Linked DNA regions of Homo sapiens: region 2 is linked to region 1. A link is an interaction called in ENCODE POLR2A ChIA-PET data of the cell type or tissue named here. Cell type or tissue: CD4-positive, alpha-beta T cell. All regions are shown on one strand. Each heading gives the region's core, and the rest is flanking DNA. Links, peaks and the distances in the headings are about the cores only.

Evidence for each region. Peaks named below come from ENCODE experiments on the same cell type or tissue, not always from the same donor. Only the 100,000 strongest peaks of a DNase experiment are listed, where the experiment ranks them.
Region 2: POLR2A ChIA-PET joins it to region 1 with 5 read pairs; 6 of 35 experiments call an interaction of 5 or more read pairs at or near these places.

Annotation. Positions count from the first base shown.
Region 1 is chr3:47,029,199-47,034,198 of GRCh38, forward strand. All of the region lies in intron 18 of SETD2 (SET domain containing 2, histone lysine methyltransferase), which reads right to left. Among named protein-coding and RNA genes, the nearest start is that of NBEAL2, 52 kb to the left of the region's middle. In CD4-positive, alpha-beta T cell, for the core only: no CTCF peak of the experiment used is centred there; a DNase peak (open chromatin) is centred at 2,143; H3K27ac peaks cover 619 bases.
Region 2 is chr3:47,359,859-47,367,088 of GRCh38, forward strand. No RefSeq gene overlaps it. Among named protein-coding and RNA genes, the nearest start is that of PTPN23, 18 kb to the right of the region's middle. RefSeq lists an enhancer at 2,489-3,688. In CD4-positive, alpha-beta T cell, for the core only: no CTCF peak of the experiment used is centred there; a DNase peak (open chromatin) is centred at 3,053; H3K27ac peaks cover 985 bases.

The DNA of each region.
Region 1 (5,000 bases), core at 1-5,000:
ACTACACATGTGCACCAACATGCCTAATTTTTTTTTTTGCATTTTTTAATGGTTTTGCCATGTTGCTCAGTCTGGTCTCAAACTCCTGGGCTTGAGGGATCCACCTGCTTTGGCATCCCAAAGTGCTAGGATTATACAGGTGTGAGCCACTGCGTCAAGCCACCCTTCAATCTTGTAGATCACAGGGCTGCCCTGTCTTTATCTGGTCATGGAACTCAAACTGTAGCTTCTATAAAAATGTAAGCCTATGGATCAGAAACTTATTAAAACACACAAATAAAAAGCAAAAAAAAAAAACAAAATAAAAAACACACAAATATAAGTATAGTGGTCTGCATATAGAATACCTGGGACTCTAACCCCCTTAATACTTAAAAATATAATCACTGTCCTATTGTGTTTCTTGTTTCTTTGACCTGACAGGAAGATATCAGGGATTTCCTGGGGAACACATGGTATAAAATGTATTTTGAAAAAAGCTACAATAAAGCTACAAACTATGATTTGGGGGTATTTGCTTAAGTATGAGATACTTGATAGGGGCTTTATCATGCAAAGTTAGTTTGCTTAACTGCCAACACTTAAATGCAGTTTTTCAGTTAAACATATTCCTAAAAATAGCATTTTATTCTGGGACTTGACTACAAAAAGCGGACATTTAAATGAAGTAAAAATGGCTGGGCACGACGACTCACACCTGTAATCCCAGCACTTTGGGAAGCCCAGATGGGCAGATCACTTGAGGTCAGGAGTTTGAGACCAGCCTGGCCAACAGGGCAAAACCCCATAAAAATACAAAAATTAGCTGGGCGTGGTAGCAGGCACCTGTAATCCCAGCTACTTGGGAGGCTAAGGCAGGAGAATCACTTAAACCTGGGAAGCGGAGGTTGCAGTGAGCCGAGATCGCACCACCGAACTCCAGCCTGGGCAACAGAGTGAGACCCTGTCTTGAAAAAAAATAAAATAAAATAAAATATGAAAAATACAATGAAGTGAAAGGTATTTATCAGCACTGTTAAAAATAAAAAAGAAATTAAAACTATTAAAAAATATGCAAATTAAAATTTGAGAGCAGAAAAATATAACTGAAATTTTAAAATGAATCAATGGATGAGCTTAGCTAATTCAATACAGCAGAAGGTAAATCAGTGAACTTTAAATAGAGGCCAACAGAAACCACGCAAACTGAAGCACAGGGAGAAAAGAGCTGAAAAAAATTTGACAGAGATGTGGTGCTCTGTGAGACAGTATCAAGCGGTTTAATAACATGTATGTAATTGGAGTCCCAGGAAAAGGGACAATGGTATAAAAAGATATATTTGAAAAAATTTCCATATTTGATGAAAACTACCAATCATGGATCTAAAATGTACAAGAATCACAAGCAGATTAAACACAAAGAAAACAAAACCAAGGTATACCACAAACCGCTAAAAACTGTTTATAAAAGGCAAAATCAAGACATATGGGGGAAAAAGATAATTATATTTTTATTAGAAACTATTATTAAAAAATGGAAACATCTTTTAAGTGTTGAAAGGAAGAAAATATAAATTTAGAATTCCATATCCAGTGAGAGTATCTGTCATAATAAACCTGTACATGGATGTTTTTAGTAGCTTTATTTATAATTGCCAAAAGTTGGAAGCAACCAAGATGTCCTTCAGTAAGTGAATGATAAACAAACTGCGGCGCACTCAGACATTCAGTGCTAAAACGAAATGAGCTATCAGGCCATGAAAAGACATGGTGGAAGCCTCAATGCATATTGCTAAGTGAATGAAGCCGATCTGAAAAGGCTACCTACTGTAGCTAACTATATGACATTCTGGAAAAAGCAAAACTATGAAGACTGTAAAAAGATCAGTGGTTACCAGGAACTGGGGAAGAGGGATGAGGAGAGAAGGCATGATGAGTAAGCAGCAGCTCAAATGATTTTTAGGGCAGTGAAACTATTCTGTACGTTACTATGATGCTATATAGATGACACGATACCTTTGTTAAAACCCACAAATGTACAATACCAAGAATGAACCCTAATGTAAATTATGGACTTTGGGTGGTAATAATGTGTCATAGTAGATTCATCAATTGTAACAAAGTACCACTCTTGTGCTTTGATGTTGACAGAAAGGGAAGCTTGTGCGTGTGTAGTGACAGGGGGTATATGGAAACTCTCCGTACTTCCTGTTCAATTTTGCTATGCCAAAACAGAACTAAAATTGCTTTAAAAATAAAGACTACTTTTTAAAAAGTGGTAAGATAAATACCTTTCTTCAGACAAACAAAAGCTGACAAAATGCATCAACAGTAGATCTGAAATACTAGAAATGTTAAAGGAAATTCTTTAGGCTAAAGGAAAATGATTCCAGATGGAAATTCAAATCTACATGAGAGAATGAAGAGTGCTGGAAATGGTAAATATGTGGGTAAATATAGGACTTAATGGTAGATTGTGATAAGATAAATATGCATACTGTAAACCTTACAACACTGTTTTTTCAAATGTGTAGGTACAAAGAGTATAAATATCCCTTTATATTCTTAAAACACTGAGGACCGCAAAGAGCTTTTATTCGTATGGGTTATAGCTATCAAAATTTTTCATATTAGAAATTAAGTTAAACTGAGAAAAAATAAAGCATTATTTTAAAATAACATTAGCAAATCTATTATATAACAATACATATAACAATAATATAATTTTTTGTGAAAAGTAACTGTTTTCCAAAACTAAAGCAATTCAGTTAAGAGTGGCAGTTTTACATTTTGGAAATCTCTTTAAACATCTCGCTTAGAATACAGCTGAAGTCTCATTGCCTTCTGCATTCAAATATGTCATGTGCCCCCTGGAAAATTCCATGGTATATTTGTGAATGTACCAAATGTGACAGAGGCATGTAATGTTTTCATATTATTATTAAAACAGCTTTGACCTTGTGGCTCCCTTGAAAGAGTCTTAGGAACCTAGAGGTCCCCACACCAAACTTTGAGAACCACTGTCTTAAAACCACCACCAAGAAGTAAAGCAGGCCAGGTGTGGTGGCTCACACCTATAATCCCAGCACTTTGGGAGGCCACAACAGGAAAATTGCTTGACACCAGAAGTTTGAGACCAGCCTGGTCACCAACACCACCAGACCCTGTCTCTACAAAAATGTACAAAACTTAGCTACTTGGGTGGCTAAGACGGGAGGATCATCTGAGCCTGGTAGGTGGAGACTACAGTGAACCCTGATGGTGCCACTGCACTCCAGCCTGGGAAACAGAGTGAACCATGGCTCAAAAAAATAAAAAATAAAAGAAAATAAAGAGGTATGGCTAAGCCAATAGGAAAAACAAAAACAAAAAAAAACCAGAATACTTGAAATAAATTCTAAATCAATCCAAAAGAAAGCAAAGACAAATAAAAATTTAAAAACAAATAATAAAGCTGGGCACGGTGGCTCACACCTATAATCCCGGCACTTTAGGAGGCCGAGACAAGTGGATCACCTGAGGTCAGGAGTTCGAGACCAGCCTGGCCAACATGGTGAAACCCTGTCTCTACTCCAAATACAAAAATCAGCCAGGCGTGGTGGCAGGTGCCTGTAATCCCAGCTACTCAGTAGGCTGAGGCATGAGAATCGTTTGAACCCGGGAGGCAGAAGTTGCAATGAGCCGAGATCGCACCACTGCACCCCAGCCTGGGCAACAGAACTAGACTGTCTCAGAGATGAAAAAAAAAAAGCCATCCTTAAAGACTGAATTGCTTTCCACAAGTACTTGTCAATTCCTTTATTTACAGTATCATTTCTGAATTTTAGGGCCTATAAACATAAGCCTTGAGATAAATTTTACTAAAAAAAAATTCAAAGGTTTCCCACCATACAAAGGTTCATATTCTTTTACATTTTCAAATCCCCAAGATCTATCCCCAACAATGCCCTTCCAACCTCATGCTGGATTACAAGTTTTATGATGCCTATGTTCCCATACAAGTAAACAGAGCTATTCCCCAAACATATCCCGAACACTCCCTTCCTTCCCTGCCTTTGCTCCAGCTTTCCTTTTAGCCTATCTTTGCTTACTGAAAAATTCCTCATCCTTTAAAGCTCAAATGCCACTTTCTCACAAAGTCCTCCTAACTTTCTCTGGTTGAGTTTCTTCTATGCTCCCAGGATGAAAAAGCATAACAGAGCTATAAGCAACCATTTGTACCATGCTGAGGAAGCACATGGTGCAGGACTGCCAGTGTAGGCAGGGACAGGCTTGAAGGAGAAGTAATCTAGAAGGAGGCTGGCTTGAAGCCTAGGGGAATGTGTGTATCTCCTAAGAACTGAGGGGGACTCAGCTCTTGAGTATAGAGAAGTTAATCTGATTGATTGTATATGTGAATTTCTGACTGAAAACCAAGACCAAATCTTAACACTTGCACTCAAGTAACTAAAGTTATAAGCCCTGTCATGGTTTGATTTTTTTTTTTTTTTTTTTTTTTTTTGAGACAGAGTCTCGCTCTTGTTGTCCAGGTTGGAGTGCAGTGGTGCAATCTTGGCTCACTGCAACCCCCGTCTCCCGGGTTCAAGCGATTCTCTTGCCTCAGCCTTTCAAGCAGCTGGGATTACCATGTGCTCAGGCATGTGCCACCATGCCCAGCTAATTTTTCTATTTTTAGTAGAGACAGTGTTTCACCATGTTGGCCAGGCTGGTCTCAAACTCCTGACCTCAGGTGATCCACCTGCCTGGGCCTCCCAAAGTGCTAGGATTACAGGCTTGAGCCACAGGGTTTCACCATGTTGGCTAGGCTAGTCTTGAACTCCTGGCCTCAAGTGATCGGGCCACCTCAGCCTCCCAAAGTAGGCTGCCGTGCCTAGCCTATGATTATTCTTTTTGGGAGAGAAGACCTCTACCTTTATTTGTTCACAACAGGAAATACATTTGGCAGCTTAATTCTTTCTGCACTCTCATTATTATTTGCGGATTTATTTATGTATACATACAATGGCAGAAAAGAATAAAAG
Region 2 (7,230 bases), core at 1,034-6,033, 330 kb after region 1:
GAGTCCCCAGTGGGGCACTGCCTGGTGGAGCTGTTGGAAGGAGGCTGCCATCCTCCAGACCCAGGAATGTTAGAGCCACCAATGGCTTGCAATTTCAGCATGGAAAAGTCACAGGGGCAGAGCTGCCCAAGGCCTTGGGAACCCACCCTTCCCACCAGTGTGCCTTGAATGCAGGATATGGAGTCAAAGAAGATTGTTTTGGAGCATTAAGATTTAATGAATGGGCTGGGCGCAGTGGCTCATGCCTGTAATCCCAGTGTTATAAAGTTTTGGTGCAGCAAAAGAAATAGCACTTGAATATAAAATTTTCTTTTTTTCGTCTCAGCAAGGCAATTTACTTCTATAGAAGGGTGCGCCCTCACAGATGGAGCAATGGTGAGTGCAAACCTGGGCAAGGGAGGGGAAGAATTTCTCCTGCTGCTGTGTTGTTCCCCTATTGGCTAGGGTTAGACTGCACAGGCTAAACTAATTCTGATTGGCTAATTTAAAGAGAGTGATGAGGTAAGTGGTTTGGCAGGAAAAATGGTTATGGAATGAGTCAGGGTGGAGAATGAGTCAGGGCGGAGCAGGTAATTGAAATGAGTCAGGGTGGAGCAGGTAATCGGAATGAGTCAGGGTGGAGCAGGTGATGGAAAAAGGTTGCTTTATGAGGAAGTTAAGTTTAAAAGTAGAAGGCAAAGAATGGAACATACTGACATATTGACTCTTTGAAGAGAAATTTAGGACTCATATCTAACACCAGGACTTTGGGAGGCTGAGGTGGGCAGATCACCTGAGGTCAGGAGTTCAAGATCAGCCTGGCCAACATGGTGAAACCCCATCTCTACTAAAAATGCAAAAATTAGGCAAGATGCGATGGCTCATGCCTGTAATCCCAGCACTTTGGGATGCCAAGGCAGGTGGATCACCTGAGGTCAGGAGTTCGAGGCCAGCCTGACCAACATGGTGAAACACTGTCTCTACTAAAAATACACAAAAAATTAGCTGGGCGTGGTCGTGGGCACCTGTAATCCCAGCTACTCAGGAGGCTGAGGCAGGAGAATTGCTTGAACCTGGGAGGAGGAGGTTGCAGTGACCCGAGATCCCACCATTGCACTCCAGCCTAGGCGACAAGAGCAAAATGCCATCTCAAAAAAAAAAAAAAAAAAAATTAGCTGGGCATGGTGGCACATGCCTGTAGTCCCAGCTACTTGGGAGGCTGAGGCAGGAGAATGGTTTGAACCTGGGAGGCGGAGGTTACAGTGAGCCAAGATCTCACCACTGCACTCCAGTCTGGGTGACAGAATGAGACTCCATCTCAAAAAAAAAAAAAAAAAAAAAGATTTAATGAATGGCTTCTGGATTTTGGACTTGCATGGGGCCTGTAGCCCCTTTCTTTTGGCCAAATTCTCCCTTTTGAAATGATAATGTTTACTCAATGCCTATACCCCCACTGTATCTTGGAGGTAAATAATTTCTTTTTGATTTTACAGGCTCCTAGGTGGAAGGGACTCATCTCTAGCTAAGACTTTGGACTTGAGACTTTTTTTTTTTTTTTTTTTTTGAGTAGGATTTTTGCTCTGTCACCCAGGCTGGAGTGCAGTGGCTCGATCTTGGCTCACTGCAACCTCTGCCTCCCGGGTTCAAGCAATTCTCCTGCCTCAGTCTCCTGAGTAGCTGGGATTACAAGCGCGTGCCACCAAGCCCGGCTAATTTTTGTATTTTTAGTAGAGACAGGTTTTCACCATGTTGGTCAGGCTGGGGGACTTTTGAGTTAATGCTGGAATGAGTTAAGACTTTGGAGTCTAAGTGCTTGGGAGTTGATAAAACAATTTTTAAAATGAATAAATAAGTAGGCCAGGAGCAGTAGCTCATACCTGTAATCCCAGCATTTTGGGAGGCTAAGGTGGATGGATCACTCAAGTCCAGGAGTTCAAGACCAGCGTGGGCAACATGGTGAAACCCCAACTCTACAAAAAAAATATAAAAATTAGCCAGGCATGGTGGCATGTGCCTGTGGTCCTAGCTACTCTGGAGGCTGAGATGGGAGGAGCACTTGAGCCTGGAAGGTGGAGGTTGCAGTGAGCCGAGATAGCACCACTGCACTCCAGCCAGGGTGACAGAGCAAGAACTTGTCTCAAAAAAATAAAATTAGGCCAGGCACGGTAGCTCACACCTATAATCCCAGCATTTTGGGAGGCCGAGGCGGGTGGATCACCTGAGGTCAGGAGTTCAAGACCAGCCTGGCCAACATGGTGAAACGCCATCTCTACTAAAAATATTTAAAAATTAGCCAGGCATGGTGGTGGGTACCTGCAATCCCAGCTACTCCAGAGACTGAGGCAGGAGAATCACTTGAACCTGGGAGGCAGAGGTTGCAGTGATCCGAGGTCGCAGTGATCCGAGGTCGCACCATTGTACTTCAGCCTGGGCAACAAGAGTGAAACTCTGTCTCAAAAAAAAACAAAAAACAAATAAGATTTTAGGGGACTGTTGTAAAGGCATAATTGTATTTTGCAATGTGAGAAGGACATGAGATTTGTGGGGGCCATGGGCAGAATGATGTAGTTTGACTGTATGTCCCTACCAAATCTCATGTCAAATTGTAGTCCCCAGTGTTGGAGGTAGAGCCTGGTGGGAGGTGTTTGGATCATGGGGGTGGATCCCTTATGAATGACCTGGGCCATCCCCTTCATGATAAGTGAGCTCTTTCTCTGAGTTCCCACAAGATCTGGTAGTTTAAATGTGTGTGGCACGTCCCCTCCACCTTGTTCCTGCCTTCACCATATGACGTGCCTGCTCACCTTTCACCTTCTGCCATGATGGCAAGTTTCCTGACGCCTCCTCAAAAGCCAAGCAGATGCCAGGACTATGCTTCCTATAAAGCCTGCAGAACTGTGAGCCAATTAAACCTCTTTTCTTCATAAATTACCAAATCTCTGGTATTTCTTTATAGCAATGCAAGAACGGCCTAATACAAGTCACTTCCTGTCTTTGTCCCTCAATTTCCTCCTCTGTGTGAGGAAACAGGAAGAAGAATCCCTGCCCTGCGTATTCAGCTGCCACGTGAGGTAATAGTGCAGGAAGGGGAAACCGGAAACCCCCAAAGGTGTTGGTGAGACCAGTTCCCTTCCTGTCTGTCCTCTGAAACAGCTCTGCATATTCCCCCAAGCCCAGGACCTGAGTATAGTCTGGATCCCCAGACTTCGCTGGATGAAGCTCTAAATTTACCAGCCAGCTGGCTTTCAGGCCCAAGATTACTATCTTGTCTTACCTTCAGGTGAGAGAAACATTATAATAACATCAATAACGAACAGTAACCAAGCACTTGGTGCCTGTGCCAGGCATTCTCTCCTGCCAGCCATCCTTACAGGTATGAGGCAGGTAATACCTGCTTCCCCACTGTCTCCTACCCAAGCCTGGGCCCTTGAGACACTCACCGACCTAGCTAATGGGATGGCCTCCAGCAGTGGAAACGGGACTTTCCCAATTATCCCCATGGTAGATTTTTAAGGCCTGGGTGACAATCTCATAGCTCAACAGCACTGGGCCACCACTGTCAAGCCTGCCAACACTCACGCCCTCCAGGCCCCTGCCATTATCCCTTCTCTGATAGACTGCCACTTTTAGGAAGAAGAGATGTGTAACTTACTACTCTTTATATATAGATATTAGAATTCATCTCTTGAAATGATACACATTTTCTAACACCCCCAAAATGCCAGTAAGAATGATTAAAGGGCTGGGTGTCGTGGCACATGCCCATAGTCCCAGCTACTCCAGAGACAGAAGAGGGAGAATGCTTGAGCCCAGGAGTTCATCAGCCTGACCCCAACACAGCAAGAGCCCATCTCCACAAAAAATTAAAAAATTAGATAGGCATGGTGGCACACACCTGTAGTCCTAACTATTCAGGAGGCTGAGATGGGAGGAGTGCTTGAGCCTAGGAGTTAGAGGCTCAAGTGTGAGAACAGACACTCATAGCTCATGGCATAAGCTATGATCATGCCACTGTATGTATTTAAAAAAAGATTAAAGGTTGAGGGGATGGAAAATGGGATGGGATAGGAAATGGGGTGGGAAAAATAAAAATAAAAGCAGAGAGGGGGATTGCGCAGACCAAGGAAGATAGCATGTCAACCCACCCCCGATTAAGGCATAACTCCTTGTATATAAAATTAAGCACCAATCAACATCCTAACAATATCATTATTAGGGCATCTGAAAGAACGTTCACTAAAGTATGCTTATCTCTATGTTTCTTCTTTTAGCTTTTATTATTTGAAAACTTTCAAAATAATAAACTTTCAGTTTTACAAAAATAACAAAAGTATTTTAAAAATGCCCATGCGGAGTCTGCATTTTATTCCACAATACATCTGCAACTTTTTTTTTTATTTTTTTGAGGTAGGTCCTGCTCTGTCGCTCTGTAGCTGGGTGCTCTGCATCTGTAGCTACAGGCATGAGCCACCAAGCCTGACTAATTTTTTGAGGAGGCAAGGGTCTCACTATGTTGCCCAGTCTGGTCTCAAACTCCTGGGCTCAAGCAATTCTTCCACCTTGACCTCCCAAAGTGCTGGGATTGCAGGCATGAGCCACCATGCCTAGCCAGCTTTTTATTTTTTATTTTTTATTTTTTTTGAGACAGAGTCTTGCTCTATCGCCCAGGCTGGAGTGCAGTGGTGCCATCTCGGCTCACTGCAACCTCCACCTCCCGGGTTCAAGTGATTCTTGTGCCTCAGCCTCCCGAGTAGCTGGGACTACACGTGCCTGCCACCACACTGGGCTAATTTTTGTATTTTTAGTAGAGACAGGATTTCACCATGTTCGCCAGGCTGGTCTCAAACCCCTGACCTCAGGTGATCTGCCCGCCTCGGCCTCCCAAAGTGCTGGGATTACAGGAGTGAACCACTGCACCTGGCCAAATTATTATATTTTTTATGTTGAGTTGTCTATAAATGTTTTAACATTGAAATATTTTGTATTGGGCCGGGCGCGGTGGCTCACGCCTGTAATCCCACCACTTTGGGAGGCCAAGGAGGGCGGATCACGAGGTCAGGAGATTGAGACCATCCTGGCTAACATGGAGAAACCCCGTCTCTACTAAAAATACAAAAAATTAGCCGGGCGTGGTGGCAGGGCGCCTGCAGTCCCAGCTACTCGGGAGTCTGAGGCAGGAGAATGGCGAGAACCCGGGAGGCGGAGGTTGCAGCGAGCCAAGATTGCCCCACTGCACTCTAGCCTGGGTGACAGATCCGAGACTCTGTCTCAAAAAAAAAAAAAAGAAATATTTTGTATTAATATTTCCATGGTGGGGCAGAAACTCCAGTAAAATCAACCCTTTAGATGCTGCGGATGTGTTTGTTCAGGGACTGTGTACTCCCAATACATGACCCGCCGTCAGTTTGAGAAGCTTAGATTGTCCCCACCATTGACAGATGAGGAAAATGAGGCCCCTAGCCAGCTTTTTAAAATGTTCAATAGAACTCTTTTTATTGAGATAAAGTTTATGTACCATAAAATACGCCCTTTTAAAGTGTACAATTCAGAACATTGTCATCAGCCCCAAAAAGAAACTTTGTACCATTAGCAGTCATTCTCCCATGTTCCCCTCCTCTCAATCCCTGGCAACCAATCCACTCTGCCTTTATGGATTTGCCTATTTAGGACATTTCATGTAAATGGAATCGTGTTAATCTGTGGCATTTGGTGTCTGGCTTCTTACACTTACTTCGGTATTTTCAAGGCTCATCTATGTTCTGCCGTGTGTTAGTACTTCATTCCTTTTTATGGCTGAACTGTATTCTGTGGTATGAATAGTCCACATTTTATTTATTCATTCATCAGTTTATAGCCATTTAGGTTGTTTCCATGTTTTGGCTATTATGAATAATGCTGCTATGAATATTGATATATGAGTTTTTGTATGGAGATATGTTTTCAATTATCCAGAAATGTATAGCTAGGAGTAGAATTTCTGGGTTATATGGTAACTCTATGTTTAACTTTTTGAGGAACTGCCAAACTGTTTCCCACAGAGGCTGTGTCATTTTACATTTCCGCCAGCAATCTGGGAGGGTTCCAATATTCCCATACCCTTGCCAACATTTGTCTCTCTCGCTTTTTTTTTCTGAGACAGACTCTGTTGCCCAGGCTGGAGCGCAGTGGCTTGATCATGACTCATTGCAGCCTTGAACTCCCAGGTTCAAGCGATCCTCCACCTCAGCCTCTCGAGTAGATGGGACTACAGGTGCATGTCATGACACCTGGCTAATTTTTTTTTAATTAAAATTTTTTGTAGAGATGGGATCTCACTATGTTGCCCAAGCTGGTCTTGAACTCCTGGGCTCACATGATCCTCCTGTCTTGGCCCCCAAACTGCTAGGATTACAGCTGTGAGCCACCATGCCCAGTCTGCCCCTCTTTTTTTATTACAGCCATCCTAGTGTGTATGAAATGATATTTCACTGTGGTTTTGATTTGCATTTTCCTAATGGCTAATGATGTTGAATATCTTTTCTTGTGCTTATTGTCCATTTACATATCATCTTTGAGAAATGCCTATTCAAGTCCTTTGCACATTTTAAAATTATTATTATTACTATTATTTTTTTGAGACAGTCTCGCTTCGCCCAAGCTGGAGTGCAGTGGTGCAATTCCAGCTCACTTCAACCTCCACCTCCTGGGTTCACACAATTCTCCTGCCTCAGCCTCCCGAGTAGTTGGGATTGCAAGCGCCTGCTACCACACCAGCTAATTTTTGTATTTTTAGTAGAGACTGGGTTTCACCGTGTTGGTCAGGCTAGTTTCAAACCCCTGACCTCAAGTGATCCATCTGCCTCGGCCTCCCAAAGTTCTGGGATTACAGGTGTAAGCCATTGTGCTCAGCCAAATTATTATGTTTTTTTATTGTTGAGTTGTCCATAACTGTTTTAACATTGAAACATTTTGTATTAATATTTCCACGGTGGGGCAGAAACTCCAGTAAAATCAAGCCTTTAGATGCTGTAGCGTGTTTGTTCAGGGACTCTGCACTCCCAATATGTGACTCCCCATCAGTTTGAGAAGCTTAGATTGCCCCCAGCATTGACAGATGAGGAAAATGAGGCCTGTACAAGTTAGGAAACTGGCTGGGTGTAGTGGCTCATTCCTGCAATCTCAACACTTTGGGAGGCTGAGGCGGATTGCTTGAGCCCAGGAGTTCAAGACCAGCCTGGGCAACATAGCAAGACCCCATCTCTACAAAAAAAT